Linked DNA regions of Homo sapiens: region 1 is linked to region 2. Evidence: chromatin contacts called from ENCODE Hi-C or POLR2A ChIA-PET data. All regions are on one chromosome and are shown on one strand. Each heading gives the region's core, a stretch centred on a gene start or an enhancer-like site at or near the end of the contact. The rest is flanking DNA. Distances are from core to core; before and after follow the strand shown.

Region 1 (6,172 bases), core at 1,665-4,164, 62 kb before region 2:
TAGAACCATGTGGAAACAATTCCTGTAGATCCCTAATAAGCATAGGCTGACTTTTCTGACAAAAATGAACAAAAAACCAAAGCATAGATCTGAAAAGCAATCTTGCATGCACATGCACAGGTGCTGTCAAATGGAGAAAGGGAAGGAGGGAGGCAAAGAAAACATTCCGTTAAGAATTGCAAAATGCTTAGAGCCTCTTGACATCAGAGCTGGATTTCATGGGCTATGTTAGTGAATTGCAAGACTTATCAGCTTGCTCACAGGATCCCTCTCATCTCATTACATTGTAAAAATAAATCTATTTATATTTTTCTTAATCTTTTGGGGGCTGGGGAGAAGGGAATATCGATACTTCCAAAACAAGTCTCTACAAAATATGAAAGAAATGATTTACAATGCATTTTAAATGGCTTTGTAAGAAAATCTGATCCATGCTTTCAAAAAAGTTTATCGTTAAATTTAAAGCTTTCCTTCTAACTCCTTCATATGTTGCTCCTTTTAATGTCAACAGGAAATCAACAATGAAGAAGAGACATATGGTGAAGGGAGGGACAGAGGAACTCATCGTGAATCAGCTCTCTCCACTGCAGGCAAGAAATGAAAAGTTTATATTTTTAAATGTTACTACAAAATGTTCCACTGGCAAGCCTGGGAATTCTAAGTGGCATGAAAAGATCAGACTAAAGTCACTTTCAAACATACCTGGGATCTGAAAGCTGTGACTGACTTCTTGGAAAAGGCGAAAGTCTGATACATATTTTTCAATAATGACATCCCTCATCCTTCACCAAATCCTTCATCAAATTTAGGAAACTGAAGGTCATCCCCATTTTAATATCTGGGCTAAAATGCTGACACTACTAATTACCTTTTCTTTTAATTCCCTCCATTCTACCTCCAGGTACCAGTTTCAGAAAATCAAAAAATGGTGTTTTAACTTGCTAGGGATGCCATCAGAAAATACCACAGACTAGGTGGCTTTAAGAACAGAAATTTATTCTCTCATAGTTCTGGAGGCTAAGAAGTCCAAGATTAGGGTGCCAGCATGATCTGTTTCTGGCAAGGGCTTTCTTCCTGGCTTTCTTCTTGCTGTATCCTCACACAGCAGACAGAAAGAACAAGCTCTCTGGTGTCTCCTCTTATAAAGACATCGATCCCATCATGAGAGCCCCTGGCCCATTACCTCATCTAAATCAAATTGCCTCCCAAGTACCCCCCTCTAAATACCACTGCATTGGAGGTTAGGGTGTCAACATTTGAATCTCTTCCTCCCTTTCTTCCTCCCTTTTTTCTTTCTCTCCCTCCCTTTCTCTCTCCTTTTCCTTCCCTCCTTCCTTCACTTCTTTTTCTGTAAATGTCTTATTCTCTGTGTCTTAGTTTCCACATCTTTAATCTATGGCCTCTAGTTCCTAGGGTTCTACAAGGATAAAATTAGGCAATGTTTGTAAAACACTTGATACCTAATATTGGTTAAATAAATAAAATATATTATTTTCAGGTAAAGTTGAAGGACCATGAGGGCACAACTTAGTGTCTGCATAGTAACTGGCATACAAAGTGTTGCATCAATATTTGTTGAATGAATTAATAGTGAAAGACTAATCACTTGGAAAAGGAAGCATAGTGAGTGCTTCTGTAAGTACAACATGATTCTCAAAGGCTTCTTGGAACTAAACATCTGCCTGAATCCAAAAGCACCAAGTTAAAAGTGTGGGTCAGTCATGTACTCACAGTTGTAGTATGTGGACAGAGAAGACCCTAACCAAAACCTATTGCTAAAAATGTACGCATTAGAAGTGAGAAAAGTGGAGTTGTGTTCGGGTAGTTATTTAAGAAGACAGTGCAATGAACTATGAGCCTAAAGAAGGATGAGTAGGGAATGATTTGGATATTAGAGACAGTGGTTATCATTTATTGTTCAAATCTACCATTTGAAGTGCCTGGTTTGGCCCTATTTTATTTCAAGAACCCATAGAGACAGCTGCACAGAACCTGCATGAGCCATGTTAATGTTCCACATTGACTTACTTTAAATCTGTGACCTTTTCTAGGACCAAAAGAAAGGGTAGACATAGGCGCAAGGAAATCTCTGAAAGCTAGGACTCATCCTATGATATAGAAAACCGTGTGAAGGTTACAAAACACACCATCATCGATCTCTCCTGTTCTTAATATTCAACTTTAATGCAAGCTGTAATCGGAATGCAGCCACCATTTTTGAACTTCTACTCTATAACAGTCACTGTATTTATTTTTGCAACACACACACACACACACACACACACACACACACACACACACAGCTTAAAACTTACCCTTAACAGCAACACAGCCAGGTATATGCCATCTTCCCCATTTTAAAGGTGGGAAAATTGAATATCAGAGAGGTTATGTCAATTGCTTTAGGTAATACAGGCAGCAAAGAGAAAATCTGAGGTTGGAGTCCAGTGTATTCCAGATCTGAAATCACTGTTCTAGTCTCCTTTTTCCCAAGAACAACTGGAGAAGCCCATGGGAATTTTCAGTTTCTCTGAGTGGCTTGTCACATTAATCCAGGTAGAAAGAAATAGTAAGAGTAGTAAGTAAATCATTAAATAATTATACAGTTTTAGACATTTATAAGCATACATACACATATGTGTGTACATGTATGTAAGCACATTTTTATTAAAATAATTTAAATGTATAAAAATTATAAGATATGAAATCACACATATACAAAGGAATTACGGGGGTTCTTGTGACATTTATTGGCTTTCAACAGTTGACATGTCTTCTAGATACTGTAGAAGTATTTGTGTTCTAAGACACCACCGCAAGTGTTACTATACTGCACTATTTACAAATGTTTTGAAATTGAAAGTGTGTATAATACTTCCTTACAAGGTGGAGCAACATTGTGAGTCACAATGGTGCCATCTACTGGGAAACTGGTAAACTATGAAAATAGAGAAAATGGTATGCATTTAAGGGAAACAGAAAGTATCGTACTCTGATATCCTTCCTGTTCACTAAAAAATTCCAATAATTAGTTTTTTTCTGTGGGGCGGGAGATGAGAGTTCATGGGTACAGTTAATATGCTGGAAAGCAAACAGTTCACACCATAATCCTTTCACATTTGTTTTCTCTCTTTTAATTTGATATCATTTGTGTATGTGTATGTGTGTGTTATTTTTCCTACTATTTACCCGAGCCAGAAATAAGAGAAAATGACTTTTCAGTAATTAAAAACAAATTTCAATATGTGACAACTTAGAGTTGTTCTCAATCCTAATATGCAGTTACTTCTCCCAAGAAATTCCCAGGTATTAATTTAAAAAGTCTTTGATGTCTTAGTTTGCACAACATATGCTATCGGGTTTGAGTTAATAAAATCATCCTCAAGTTTTCACTGTGGGTTGTCAAAGGCTCTTATGACACCTTTTCATCAAAGTAAATTAAATATTCATTGTATCCCATAGTAGATCTATTGGCCGCCCTCAGTATAACTAGGCTTTTGGAGTGAGAATAATACAAAAACGTTTCATTACTGGTGTTTCTTTCAGCTATGTATAATGGAGAAAACTAGGACCTTACATAGATACCTTCATAAAATGACAGAAAGCAAGTCTTAATTAACCACGTGTTTTTTTCTACACATAAATTTGCTATAATACATTTTGAATCCTTGTCTCTAGTCCCATCACCACCCAGGACTTTCATAGACCATTTTATCTAACCATGTATAACTTCAGAGAATTAAAACTAACAACAGCCGAAGTGAAAAAAGCGTGATCCTGTCAGATAAGCGGTTTTAAAATTTTTATTTGTTTGGCCTCCTATGTACAGAGTCATCCATTCCCATGCCAATTCAACTGATATTGATGGTCAGACCCCACTACATACCAACATTAAGACAGAAAATGTCTCTGCCTCTTCCAGTGGTACACTCTACTATAGGAGAGACAGGACAACCCCTTAAGATCATTTCATACAGTGGAAAGTGCTGAAAATTTAACAAGGTGAAAGATAGTTATGGGCTACAGTGGAGCATAGTAGGAACACATATGCCATTTAGGATGTGAGTGATTATAAGGGCCACAAGAAGAAGTGATTTTTGTACACATCAAAGGGATAAGAAGGAGTTGGCTATGTGAAGATGAGACAAGACTGGTTAAGATTGTGGGAAGCAGGCTGTAATCCCAGCACTTTGGGAGGCTGAGGCGGGCGGATCACAAGCTCAAGAGATCGAGACCATCCTGGCCAACATAGTGAAAGCTCTTCTCTACTAAAAGTAAAAAAATTAGCTGGGCGTGGTGGTGCGCCTATAGTCCCAGCTACTCGGGAGGCTGAAGCAGGGGAATAGCTTGAACTTAGGAGGCAGAGGCTACAGTGAGCTGAGATCGCACCACTGCACTCCAGCCTGGTGACAGAGCAAGACTCTATATATATACATATATATATATACACACACACATATCTATATATGTATATGTATATATACGTATATGTACACACACATATATATACGTATATATATATATATATATATACACACACACATATATATATGATTGCGGGAAGCAGGCATATAAAGTCCTGAAGTAGAAGCTAGCTGGGCATGTCAGAAGAAGATAGTTCTCCAGTCACTGACAGAGGAAGAGAGGGGTAGGAAATACATTAGCAGAGAAAGCTGGAGCCCTATCTCCAAATCATGAGACTATGGACAAAAATAAATCAACAAACAAAGAAACACTAAGAAAGGAATAAGGGGATTAGGATGAGTCAGACAATAAATGCAATAGGCCCTGACATATAATTTTATTTAATTTCCATGATCACCATACATGCTGATCTCCTAATTCTAGAGACAAGGTAATGAAGGATGAGGTCAAGTAACTTTCTCAATACCTTACTGACTAGTAAAGAGGAAAGCTCACATTTCAAGTCAAGGCTTCAATCTCTTTCCATTTGTTCCTGTGGTCACATTTAAATGTGTCGCACTTGAGTGAAAAAAAAAAAAAAAAGATTTGATAGCAGTTTTAAAAAATTGGCATGGAGGAATTTCCTGTGGCTGGAAGAACATAGAAGGCAAGTCAGATACACTTAAGATCAGGCTTAACTTGTTTAACTGAACAGGGACATTTTTCCAATTGAGGCTAATGTGAATTGAATGAAGAACTGAATGAAAGACTTGTTCAGCAGGAATTGTAGTTTTCCTCTTTTTGTGAGAACAATTTAGCTCATTCTTAAATTTCTTAATTGTTTTCAAGCTTCTGTTCGACTTTATTAATGGGATTTATAGTCTTTTAAAAAGCACACCAGAGTAAGCACTTTTAAAACAAATAATCATCTAACATGAATTTTAACTTTGAAAGTTAAAGGGCAGGAGTTGATACGATTTTTTTTTTCATTTAAAAATACCTGAAATGGAGCATTTTTCTCAGTATCTCAGAATCATTACACAAAAGAGGGTTTTATGGATTAAATTGTGTCTCCCCAAAATTCATATGTTGAAGTTCTCACCTCCAGCGTAAATGTATTTGGTGATAGGACCTTTAAGGAGGTAACTACATTAAATGAGATAATAAGTAATGAGATAATAAGTATGTGGCCCTAATCCAATAGGAATGGTATAGAGTGCTTGCACAGAGAAAAGGCCATGTGAGGACACAGCAAGAAGACAGCCATCTGCAAGCCAAAGTCAGGAACCCGATGTCAAACCAAATCTGCTGGTGCCTTGAACTTGGATTTCCAGCCTCCAGAACTATGAGAAAATAAATGCTGTTCTTGAAGCTTCCCAGTCTGTGGTATTTTGCTATGGTAGCCCTAGTGGACGAATCCAGAAAGAATGACAATAATACATTCAAGAGTGACATTTTCAATATACAAATATCATGTTGATACATTTTCCAAAGATTTATACACATAAAATCTATAGAGTACAGGAAATAAATGCCTCAACAATGGCCAGGATATATTGTAAAATTGGTTGATTCTAATACTGTGTCATCACTAACTGAGTATCTATTATGTTCTTGGAACTGAGGATAAGAATTTAATAAATCAAAGACCCCGCTCACAAACTATTTATAATCTACCAGTCTGGAACATAATTTTATGTATCTTTGATAATATAACAAAAATTATGTTAAAAATGTTAAATCTCTTTGAGCTTCAGTTTCCTCATCT
Region 2 (6,202 bases), core at 176-2,675:
GATCCAGTAATCTATCCTAAGGGACACGTAGGCTTATGAAGTACAGAAGGAAAGAGAACATGAAGGGATAGGTCTGATTTTCTGGACCAATTATGTAAGTTCTTAATGTTAAAAACAACATTAATACATACCGTCATCCAACCACAGGTCTTATAGGCCTTTAAATTAAAGTGAATGTTATAAATAACCATAAAATGCATTTATGTAACAATTAAAATCCACATATCACCTGAAGTAATTCCTTAAATAAATAAGGAAAAAGTATTAAAATAAACTTGAATGGATATGATGTTATTAATAAACTTTAAAATCTAATAACCAATGTAGTCTATGTAATCTACCAATAAAGGGCTAGCAAAGTTTGTGTCTGTAGCAATATTAATATTGTACAATTAAGATTTCTGAAAATCGGAATTTGAAAGTATATTGGGGGGAATAAAAGCTGTTAGGAGACCAAAGTCTAATAACTAATTTTAAGTAAGCCATATCTGATAATAGTATGTCTTTCAAACATCACGGATTTTGTCTTTCTTTTCACATCCTATATCACAAACCAGTAATTTCAAAGCACTTGTAACAAAAGAAAAAGACTACCTACTACCTACTACCACTTTTTACATAATCTTTCTTTTAAAACTAGTAATGATATATAGGTATTATGTAGGGGCATCTATTTAACTCATGCACAGTGATATCCCCATCTTATACTCCAGAATTAGAAACTTGAACTAACTGTGGAAAAATAGCATATCTCTAATTTGTTGTTGTTATTAAGTTATAATATGAAAAGAGAAAATAGCAGAGACAAGTAAAATCAACTGTATTGATACTATCAAACATCACATTCATTTTATATTCCTAAAGCCTCTTAGGACTAACAAACAAATTTAACCAAGGAAAAAAGTGAGTAATAATAATATTCTGTTACCTAATAGTGGTACTTGCTTTAAAATTTGTTAAAAGCATTGAAATTCCAAATCAAGGTGTCTGACTTTGAAACTTCCCCCAATTAAAGGAGTAATGGAAACATGATGTAACCTTGATGGGAATAGCACACAATTTCCAGGCTGAAAGACAGTGGTAGATGTTAACTTAAAATATTTGCCAAAAATATTACACATTACAAAATGCTGGTTTAACAAAATTTTAAATCAAATTCAATAGAGAAGAAAAATTGTATTTGTTTTAACTTGTAACAAATACATATTTTTTTCAAAGTTTTTGTTTTGTTTTGTTTTAAACTTGCACGCCCTACAGACTGAGAAGTAATTTTTCTGTTTTCTACATTTACAAGATCATTAGTTTACTAAGGAGATTTCAAAAAGAAACACCAGTGGCTGGAGTCCCTGAATCTTTAAGCCCTGGGCTGGGAGGTATGGAAAGTGGCCGGAGAGCTTTGCACTGAAGAAGGAGCGTTTCCAGGCAACCTTGCACAGTTGAGCAGCCACAGGCAACTGAAACAATGGCTAACACTGGCAGAGATCCATTAAAGGGGAGTCTGCAGAAATACACTGTGTGTGTTTATCCTTTTTCTAAGATTAACAAAAAGTCTAAATATGAGCTAGAGTAATACAGGGAGAAATACTGGAGAAATAAGCTAAGAAAAATAATGTATTCTCTATGTTCTTTTAAATGGCTTTAAATGCATTGGACACTATTTCAGGAATATTAACCTATTTGTGTGAATAAAGCATTCACTTTTTTCTTAGTTGTCAATCCACATTATGAATAGAGTGTGTTAGGCTACATTTTACTATGCATCAATATCTAACTAGGTGATCTGATCTTGTACCGCTGGTAACCTCAACTTTGCACCTGTCTTAGTTTGAAAATGGAAACACACTAAAATTAAAAGTTGATGATACTTAAATAATACCATATTCTGGGATATTTGACCTGGGTGGAGAGGAAGGAATAGAGTAGAAGGTGGTTACATACAGCCTTTCATAGAATCACCTAGCCTCAAAATTCTAGTGACCAGACTCCAAATTCTAAATACATCAAATTTAAATAAATCTTCTTATGCTGGCTTTTGTTCTAATATTGATTATGCTTCATTTAATAACTTCAAGTTACTGAATGGCATCCCAAAATAAAATGTCCACTAAAAACAAACACTGAATGATTAAAAGATCTATACATCTTCATAATCATTTATCTTGTTCCCTATTTAACAATATTATATATGGCTCTATTTGATCTATGTATTTAAATTATATTTTTTATAATGCTAGGTCCTTAAAAGTCTGTATCCTATCAGTCAAATGTATGCATCAGATTTATAAATTGAATTACATTAGATGACCTAATAATAATAGTAGTAGTAGTAAACTGCTATCTCTTTCCATAGCTATTTAAGGAAAATTTTGAGCTTGATAACAATCAGAGACATATAAACATAATCTGATAATCAGATAATCACGTCACTTTCTTGCGTACTTCTACATAGATATCAGTCTGAAAAGACCACCTGGAATATTAGAAACAAAGTAAAGTTTTGGTTTACTTAAAATTATGGATCATACAGTTTTCTTAGAGTTGACAGTAGGCTATAGTTTGGTATTAAATCAAAGGTTTCATTTCATATGTGCTTCATACAATGACCACCTGCATTTGCTAGGAAAAGTAGCATTTAAAATGTAAGCTTTCCTTAAGAAAATGTCTTTTTTAAAAAAATCTCATCTGTCCTGAATACACACCTTGAAATGGAAAACAATAAGGAGAATATTCTCTTGGAAAGAATTCTACTAATGGAAATGTGAGTAATAATTAAACATGTTTTTTTTCTCATTACATGAAATAAAACTGGACTTTCTGTCATGCTCTAGCAAAGTCAGAAAACCCTCAAAGGCACAAATTACCCCATTCAATGGCTCTGCAGTAATAGAAATCTACAGAAGCAAGATCAATTTGCAAGCCATGGCCAAAGCCTTATCTGTTTACTAGTAGAGGAGGTGTTAAGCAGTATGATTTAATATTCATTCAGCCAGAAGAAATGCATTACACATTGAAGCTATGTGCAATGTTGATAATTACACACCTGTTGCCATGGTGATTTTAGAAGCTGCAGTGGATATAATTAAAATTCCAAACCCATAAAATCACCTTACCAAAACTTGATAACTTTAATCAACACGAAAATTAGGAAAACATATTTCAAATCATTTTAAGCAATAACTTAAAAATGAGGAAAGGTAAAAAAGAAACAGAAAAAGAAAGAACAGCTAAGATGGCATTTTTTTCTTGCCCTTGCTTCTCTCTCTCTCTCTCTCTCTCTCTCTCTCTCTCTCTCTCACACACACACACACACACACGCAGACTTGCCACACGTGTCCATTTTTTTCAAAAGTTTTTTCTTCAAAATTCTCAAAGTAATTGTATTAATTCTGTTATCATATTGCAGCAGATGGTGACAATATATAATTAGATTTGGTAGGCTTTGCTCACTGAGATCAATTTCTATAGTTTCCTCTACCATTTAACCATTTAGATTGTTTGCAAACCCTACTTAATAAAGAGTAAAGACATTTATAGCATGCTGTGCTCATTCATGCAAAAATATAGTCAGTTTTTAAAAGCCATGCAAGGTACCTCCAAGACCTTTTCCAAAAACATGCCATGAAGAAAAGGTTTATATATTTTTGTTTAAAACAGTCACCAAAACTTTGGAACATTTTTAGTGCCCTTAACAATGTGCCTGGTGATTGCACAGTTGGATGAGAATTTTGTGCCCTTGGTCATCCAATCAGTTGAGGACCCAGATTAGGACTGTCAAATTGTGTCAGGACTTTGCAGTGAGTGCTCACTAGAGTGTCTTTAATCCTCCAAGGTTTTCTCAAATGTCACTGCCATCTGGAGGAGAAGGAGCTTCCCTGCTGGGCTCCACTGACCACAAATTACCTTCTAAAGAGAAAGACAACAATAGAGAGCAGTTAATAAATGTTTGATTTTTTTTTGCAGAAAGGAAAAGTTAAAAAAAAAAAGAAAAAAAACCTACCTTTCCGTCTTAATTTAGCATTAAATGCTTTAATGCAATATACAAAAATGACAAATTGATGCCTGCCTGGTAGTTAATTTGAGGGAAATTGCAAAAATTTCTTAAAAATTTTTAGCAAACTGTGAAAGGATACTTAAGTCACTGCTAACACAGCACTCTTTTTTTGCAGTTTCCTCTGGTTTTGGAATAACGGATGATTTTATCCTACGCAATGAACATGATTACTTTTAAGTTATGGGAAGTATACTTTATTATGCAGATCCCATCTCTTTCCAATGTTAAATGAGCAGTGTTACCAAAAACTTAGTAAACTGAGATTAGAATAACCTAAAGTTTATTGCAACATTTCTTCTAATCCCCACTGCAAGTTCTAAAAAGAAATCTGGTTCTAGTTTCCTCATTTAAGGATATGACTATTATAATCCTCTTTTCTAAAGAAAGTCACTTCCTTGTCTGGCACAAAAAAGAGTGGGAAATAGGAAACCAGCTGCATTTCTTCTTTTAAGGGACACTATCTGCAGCTGCATTCAGGATCTATAAGCCTCTAATGTATTTACCTGTATTCTCCAAGTGCAAGTAAAATTCCTCATAACAGAGTTGTACAATATTTTGAATACGGTGTAATAAATAATGTATGCAGCCTGTTCTACATAAAATAACCGCTTTTTGTTTTTTTTAAATAAATATTCTTCATTATTTGTACTAGCTCCTGCCTTTCTGTTTATGTAATTCATAAAGAATATTTGTGTAACATGTCTGGATACAGCAAAAAGCTTTATTATATCACAATTAAGTTTCATACTATGGTCATTATACTTGCTTTTTTAGGGATGTCTTCTGAAAGTTTCTTCTTAAAGTTCAGAACAAAATAACTGAGTTATGCATAAATTCTATAATTTTCATCATGCTTTAAAGTAAAGCTCCTTTTTTTCCTGTGAAGTTAAAACTTTAACTTTCATGATGTTCTAATGTTTTACCCTTTGCTAAGTGATAATTATCTGGCAGAAATATGTCATTCCACATCTGCTATGAATGCACACACAATCTGAATCAATACAAACCTGTTTTTCCTACTACAGCACCTCTAGCTAAAAACCAGGCTCTAATCTAGAACAAAGGCAAGATTGATATACTCTGAGAATTCATCTGATGCTTCTCCGTTATACTGCTGCATTCAAATTGCATCTCTAGATGATTATACAACAGATTTTATAAAGGTGTGTAATCTATATTATTTTTTCTGTTTTACTGCAAATTTGTTCACTAAGTCAAATTATTATTATCATTATTTTTAGATGGAGTCTCACTCAGTTTTCAGGCTGGATTGCAGTGACGCACTCTCGGCTCATGGCAACCTCTGCCTCCCAGGTTCAAGCGATTCTCCCACCTCAGCCTCCCGAGTAGCTGGGACTATAGGTGCATGCCACCATGCCCAGCTAATTTTTGTATTTTCAGTAGAGATGGGATTTCACCATGTTGAGCCAGGGTGATCTCAATCTCCTGACCTCGTGATCTGCCTGCCTCGGCCTCCCAAAGTGCTGGGATTACAGGCGTGAGCCACTACATCCGGCCTCAAATATTTCTTAAAAGATAAAACATCCAAAGTCTGCTATAAAGTTTAATATGCCTTGAGCCCTAATAAATTTGAAGGTACAAGTTAATATTTTTCCAACAGCCAAAATTTTAAGTAGCGTTTATCTAATTTGACATATTTATATGTAATAAATCTAGCCTTAGTGATTAGTAGTTGTTACGTATTAACAAACTCCTCTACTCTCTAACCTGTATTAATCTGGGTTGGAAAAAAAGTTAACTCTTGATAAACATCAGAGAACTGATGACAAAATATCAGTTAAAACATGAAGAAAAAATGCACAAACTATATCTGTTATAATAAAAAAAAAGGTGAGAAGAGGCTTTTATTCTGCACAATCAGCAGGAGTGACAGGTTCAATGGATGATGAATAGCGTTATGCATTGAGTTACAGTGATGATTTTAAGTTCAGTAAGTGACACATTAAGTACTGCTATAACACAAGAGTTCAATCAATCTTTAGAATGCTAAGAGAAAAATGACTGTACAAAAGAAAAATTGCATACATAGAGACATACAGCACTGACACTTTGCCAGCATAAACTGAGAATCTATTTAACAAGCAGCAGATATAATGTCATTCTCGCTCTGTAAGAGAAATTCAAGCATGT

Evidence for each region. A loop is a pair of places that touch in the nucleus more often than their neighbours do. ChIA-PET counts read pairs that join two places held with the same protein, here RNA polymerase II (POLR2A).
Region 1: a map of A673 shows a loop between it and region 2 (2.6-fold over the local background). The contact joins two enhancer-like sites. A Hi-C loop is called at or near these places in 2 of 168 maps with a recorded cell type or tissue (A673 and dorsolateral prefrontal cortex). POLR2A ChIA-PET finds 5 or more read pairs at or near these places in 2 of 52 experiments (AG04450 and OCI-LY7).

Annotation. Positions count from the first base shown.
Region 1 is chr4:20,415,798-20,421,969 of GRCh38, reverse strand. All of the region lies in intron 4 of SLIT2 (slit guidance ligand 2), which reads right to left. Among named protein-coding and RNA genes, the nearest start is that of SLIT2-IT1, 27 kb to the right of the region's middle. RefSeq lists enhancers at 2,796-2,845, 2,966-3,035. Within about 2 kb of position 2,914, at least 2 of the 41 ENCODE cell types and tissues checked have a DNase peak (open chromatin) inside an H3K27ac peak, as active enhancers do.
Region 2 is chr4:20,351,999-20,358,200 of GRCh38, reverse strand. The region is part of intron 4 of SLIT2 (slit guidance ligand 2); the gene reads right to left. Among named protein-coding and RNA genes, the nearest start is that of SLIT2-IT1, 37 kb to the left of the region's middle. RefSeq lists an enhancer at 6,117-6,202. Within about 2 kb of position 1,425, at least 3 of the 41 ENCODE cell types and tissues checked have a DNase peak (open chromatin) inside an H3K27ac peak, as active enhancers do.